Linked DNA regions of Homo sapiens: region 2 is linked to region 1. Evidence: chromatin loops called from intact Hi-C (ENCODE). Cell type or tissue: PC-9. All regions are shown on one strand. Links, peaks and the distances in the headings refer to the core of each region. The heading gives the core; the rest is flanking DNA.

The links. Hi-C counts contacts between places; a loop is a spot of excess contacts. Peaks named below come from ENCODE experiments on the same cell type or tissue, not always from the same donor. Only the 100,000 strongest peaks of a DNase experiment are listed, where the experiment ranks them.
Region 2: a loop joins it to region 1, with 4 times the contacts of the local background. A loop is called at or near these places in 1 of 110 quality-filtered maps.

What each region holds. Positions count from the first base shown.
Region 1 is chr5:36,927,827-36,930,745 of GRCh38, reverse strand. All of the region lies in intron 1 of NIPBL (NIPBL cohesin loading factor), which reads right to left. Among named protein-coding and RNA genes, the nearest start is that of NIPBL, 53 kb to the right of the region's middle. In PC-9, for the core only: no CTCF peak of the experiment used is centred there; a DNase peak (open chromatin) is centred at 1,625; H3K27ac peaks cover 1,824 bases.
Region 2 is chr5:36,743,247-36,746,165 of GRCh38, reverse strand. No RefSeq gene overlaps it. Among named protein-coding and RNA genes, the nearest start is that of SLC1A3-AS1, 20 kb to the right of the region's middle. RefSeq lists a silencer at 1,359-1,448. In PC-9, for the core only: CTCF peaks have their summits at 1,188 and 1,388; DNase peaks (open chromatin) are centred at 815, 1,385 and 1,715; H3K4me3 peaks cover 2,272 bases; H3K27ac peaks cover 1,854 bases.

The DNA.
Region 1 (2,919 bases), core at 307-2,806:
TTTTTTAAAACTCTCAAAAATTAGAAATAAAAAGGCTCTTCTTCAACCTAATAAAGAGCATCTATGAAAATTCTACAGCTAACTTCCCTATCAGGAGAAAAACAAAAATGCCTGTTCTTATTCCTTCCACTGAATATTGTCCTGTAGGTTTTAGTTAGTACAGCAAAACACCAAAAAGTAACACATTTTAAGAAAAAAACTTAAAAAGATATTAAATGCATTCAGATTAGACAGGAAGAAATGAAACTGCATTATCAGATGACACTGTCCAGTATGTAGAAAATCCTAAGAAACCACCAACGAACAACTAGAATCAAAAAAAAGCTCAGCTAGATCACAAGATAGAAAATCAACATACAAAAATCAGTTGTATTTCTATATTCTAGCAAAAATGCAAAAATGAAATTAAGAAAACAATTCCATTCAAACTAGGACCATGAAGAATATTTGGGAATAAATTTTTAAAAATCAGTATAAGATTTGTATTTGCACACTGTTATAAGACACTGCTGAGCCAAAAAGATCTAAAACATTCCATGCTCATAAATTAGAAGACTCAAAATTGTTAATATGGTAATTCTCTTCAAATTGATCTATAGATTCAACATAATCTTTTTCAAAATCCCAGCTGTTTTTTTTCCATAGAAATAAGCTGATCCTAACTTTATAGGAAAATACAAAGGATCTAGAATAGCCAAAATAATTTAGTGAAGAAAAAAGTTGGAGAACTTATACTACCCAATTTCAAAACTTACTATGAAGCTACAGTAATCAAGATTGTGTGCTATTAATATAAGGACAGGTATACGGATTGATCAATGAAGAGAATCTAGAGTCCAGAAATAAATCTTTGTATTTATGTTAGATTTTTCACAAAGATGCCCACAAAATTCAATGGAATAAAAGACAGTCTTGTCAACAAATGATTTTTAGATAACTGGACATTTACATGCAAAAATAAATTTAAAAACAGACCATTAACTTATACCATACACAAAAATTAATTCAAATGGATCAAATACCTAAATGTATGAGCTTAAACTATAAACCATCTAAAGGAAAATATAGGAGAAAACATCTGTGACCTTAGGTCAGGCAGAGTTCTTAGATGACAAAAACAAGGCAGAGTTCTTAGATAACAAAAACATGAGCCATAAAAGATAAAACTGATAAACTGGATTTCATTAAAGTTAACAATTTTCATAGTTCAAATGATATCAATAAGAAAATGAAAAGACAAGCCATAGACTGGGAGAAAATATTGCCAAATCACAAATCTGATGAAGCTCTTGTATTCAGAATTTAAATGAACTCTCACTAGTGAACAAGAAGATAACACAACTTTGAAAATGGGCAAAGAACTTACTTAAGACACTTCACCAAAGAACACATATGAATGGCTTATAAATATACAAAAAAAAGTGCTCAATATCACTTCACCAAAGAACACATGTGAATGGCTTATAAACATATAAAAAAAAGTGCTCAGTATCATTAGTCATTAGGTATATTCTCACTGAAACCACAATGATACCATGACACATCCATTAAACTGTCATAATGTTATAAAAAAAGACACTATTAACTGTTGGTGAAGATGTAGAGAAACTTGAACCCTTACACACTGCTGGTAGAAATGTAAAATGATACAGCCACACTGGAATACAGTTTGGCTGTTTCTTAAAAAGTTAATTATCATATGACCCAGCAATTCCATTCTTAGGAATGTATCCAAGATAAATAAAAACGTATGTCTACACAAAGATTTCTCCATGAATGCTCAAAAAAGTATTACTCATAAAAGTAAAAAACTGGAAATTATATAAGTATCTACCAACTAGTGTATAGACAAACAAAATATCATAATACAATGAACTACCATTCAGCAATAAAAAAGAACAAAATACTGATACGTTATGTCATAAATGAACCTCAAAACATGCAAAGTGAAAGAAGCCAGATGCAAAATACTACATATAATTCTTTTTAGATGAAATGTCCAGAAAAATTTATAGAAACAAAGAGCAGATCAGTAGTTGCCAGGACTGGAGAGGGCTGTGGGAGTTGGGAACTCACTGCAAATAGGCTTGAGGAAAATTTGGGGACTGATGAAAAGGTTCTAAAACTAGAAACCATTAAATTGTATACTTAAACAGGTGAACTTTATATTAAGCGGATCATACCTCAATAACGTTGTAAAGTAAAATTGCATCTAGAGATATTAATCTCCTTTATCTAGCTCTAAACATTTCTCCTTAGGTCAATATATTTTTCCTTAAGAAATTTTTTTAGTTAGTAAAAACATTTATTGTACATACTGATCATATACAGTACTAACAATTTCTGGGAATGCAAAAACAAACACTGTGATTTGGTTGTATTAATTAGCTCTAACTTGCACTTGACTAAAATTTCTTGAGAAGAATAGGCAAAGCAATCATGTTTTTAAGCAAGCTTACAAACTGTCACCTGCATGTAGTTAAAGACTACTTCACTTACCCTAGGATGACAGTTACATTCAATATAATTACCCTGTTTTGAAAAGATTCACTGATATATTAAAGTAGGAAGGCATCTTACAAATAATCTAGTCCAATCTCTTCGTTTTACAGATAAGAAAAAGATGAAATTACGTGTTCAAGACCACACATTCAAAGTTAGTTGCAAAGCTTCCCAGTCTCCTGACTTTCCTGCTCTTTTTGTGCATCGAGTATGGTTTTATTGAAAGAAAGTGGTAGAAAATTTAAAAAAAAAAAATCACTGCAGCCGGGCATGGTGGCTCATGGCTGTAATCTACTTCGGGAGGCTGAGGCAGGTGGATCACCTGAGGCCAGGATTTTGAGACTAGCCTGGCCAACATGGCGAAACCCGTCTCCTTTACCACTTTATTCTCCCTTGGTGATTTCCATGTCTCAAGGA
Region 2 (2,919 bases), core at 179-2,678, 180 kb after region 1:
TTTACGTTGCTTCTATGATAGTCATTTCTGCCTTGTATATTCTTACCTTGTAGAGTTACATCATTCTTCTTGTTTGGATTTGGGTTCCCCATCTAGTCTCTGAGCTTTCCTGGGTTGGACTGTATAGTCCTGCTGGCTGTGCCTCTCCCCACTCTACCCCTTAGCAGTAATTAGCAGAGAGCTACTACTAAGCATCAAACGGGGCAGACATTTAGCTGAGAGCAGTTACAGTTCTCTAAAAGCCACTGCCTGTTCTGCAATTTTCTAAGGTAGTGTGTTGACACGATGGGAAATTGATAGAAAGACGTTAGAAGAAAGTATAATATGTCATAAGGCAGTCAGTGCTTCCTAAACTTTAACGTGTCTGCAGATCACCTGAGGATCTTGTTAAAGGGCAGATTCTGCCTCACTGGGTCTCCGGCAGGGCCCGTGAATCTCCATGTAACAAGTTCCCCAGTGAAGCCACGGACTAAACTCGGCAGGAGCAAGGGTATGTGTAAGGGCAGCATTGGAAATCAGACCTTTCAAAGGTAAAGAACTCAGGACGCACCCCTGCCCCAACCCTGGCTGCCCACCCCAAGCTGGGCCACCTGGGATGGCACCTGGCTGGCCCCTGAGTACTGTGTGCGTGCGGGACCCACAAGGGCCCGGCCCCTCTCCCTTCCCCCATTGCCCCAGAACCTGCCGGCTGAGCCTGAGTCGGAGCGCAGCCAGGTGAGGTGGGACGTCTCCACCCGCTCCCCCTGAGACCTGGCAGACCGGTTTTACCTGTCCTGGTCCGGAGGAGGCTCCCGACTCCACTGCAGACAATCCCTCCTCCTCCTCCCCGCCACCGTTCTAGTCGACTACTCTCTTCGTTTTGCTACCTGACACTCCCAAAGCCGCAGAAAGCAAATCCCCAGCACAGCAGCTGGTCGAGCACGGGCTCCAGCGACGTGTGTGAAACTGTTCAACCCAAAACACAAACACCAGCCACTGACATGTTTTAAGAAACGCTACAGTTGGATGACTGCGGAACCAAAACAGACCAAATGGGAGGCAAGAAGGGAAAGCAATTGGCCCAGTTCGGTTGTAGCAGCGGCTCGTGTTACACTCCCTTTGCCAGTTAGCGTCGTGGGCGTTTGTTGCTGTGTTAATTACAGTTCCTCCCGGAGTCGGAGGCGAGAACAGCCCTTGTGGAACAGTTTCAAGTGGAACGTTCCACCAGGAAGAAAACAACTGCCTTCCTCCCCAGCTGGGGAGGGATTCCGCCAGCCGCACTCGGGCAGCCCTGCGGTGCGCGCGGACACCTGCGAGCCGGGCACCCTCGCGCCCCTGCAGCGCGGCTGGAACTGGGACGCCGGGCTGGGGGCCGTGCCCAGGGGCCAGCTGCCGGGACGAAATAAAGCCTTGTTGGCTCCCCCTGAGGGACATGCCTGGCACAGCAGGCAGAGCGCACTTTTCAGTTTTCCTGTTTTCTCTAGAGTTCCTGGGAGCTCCCGGGAAGCAGCGGGGCGCGGGAGGAAGATTGTTTTATCTTCGGATGGGCGGGATGAGAATGGGCGCCAGGGATTCAGAACCAATCAGGGACAAACTTGAGACGGCGCAGCAGGGTGGAAAGTCCACGGTTGGACTTGATCCGGTTCCATATCCTACCTCTGCCTCTGATCAAGTGTGTGACTTTGGGCAAGTTGTTCCCAAGTTGCCCAAAGTCGTTCCACTTTTCTGAGCACCGTAGTCTCACACCTACCTCAAAAGATAGGGAAGAGGTCATACACCTATGTGGCATTGGCTACGTTACCGGGACCCTTCTAAACATATGATCCTCGCAGCAACTTTATAAAGAAGTACTTTTTAAATTGCCATTTCACTGGATCTGTTCTGGGTGATAGTTAGTCGTCATCAGAAATGTGATACTGTGGACGGAAGCATAAGGTTGTCCTCCCCTAGTAACAGTGATCTGTATCTCAGGAGGCTCCCTGTGGTGGGGAGTCTGGTGTCCAGAGCAGGGCTTGTGGGAGAGGGAGATGGAAGGGCTGAGTCCTAGAGATGTTAATGAATGTGCCCACGGTCACACAAGCTGATGAGTGGTAGGGCCAGGATTGGAAACAAAGTGGTCTAGTTCCAAAGTCCATGCTGTAAGCACAGCACTAAACTGCACGTTAAATGATAATGTGTATGTAAAGCACCTGAAGAATAGCAGGGAGGTTGGTGGTTTTTATTGTTTCCATTATTACAGACACATAAACATCAAACTAATCCGAACTAGCAAGGAAAGTGGCAGAGCTGTGAGGGTCCAGGTGATTAAGGAAAATCCATCAAAGGCAGCTGGACAGGAAATGAGAAATAGGAATGTGGATCTCAGCTCTAACTCCATCAATGTAGTCATGCCACCATGCAAGGTGTATCCGCAGCCTAGACGTGGTTAAAGATCCTAGAAAATCAATTAGGCCAAGCCACAGGGTGAGGATGGCTCAGCAAGAAGGGTATGAGTCTATGAGTCTACACCAGTCTCCTGTTACCAACCTGTTCTCTATCAGCTACTTAGTCCAAAAATTCTGAACTGTTAGTTTTTCTACTATTTCAAAAAATACATTTGTCTGCAGTGCTATTTGGGCTTCTTAAGAGTAAAATTCTTGGAATCAACTCAAAAACTGCAATCTAAAAACCACGGTGTGCACTAGAAACTGCCATTTATGCACACTTATGGGCTGGCACAGACACCTAAAATAATATATGGGAAGTGCTTCAGAATGAAAGCTCTGGGTAATGATATTTTAAAAGGATACCATACATGTTTTGATTGGAATGATAATCTTCCTGGGAGAATTTTGTCATGAATGTGTGACTTTTGCTCACAGTTTCATGTCCTTCTTGGTAAAGCTATTTTCAGAATAGCACAGGGACAGGGTAGAAAAGGATCAGCCCAGGAAACAGGTG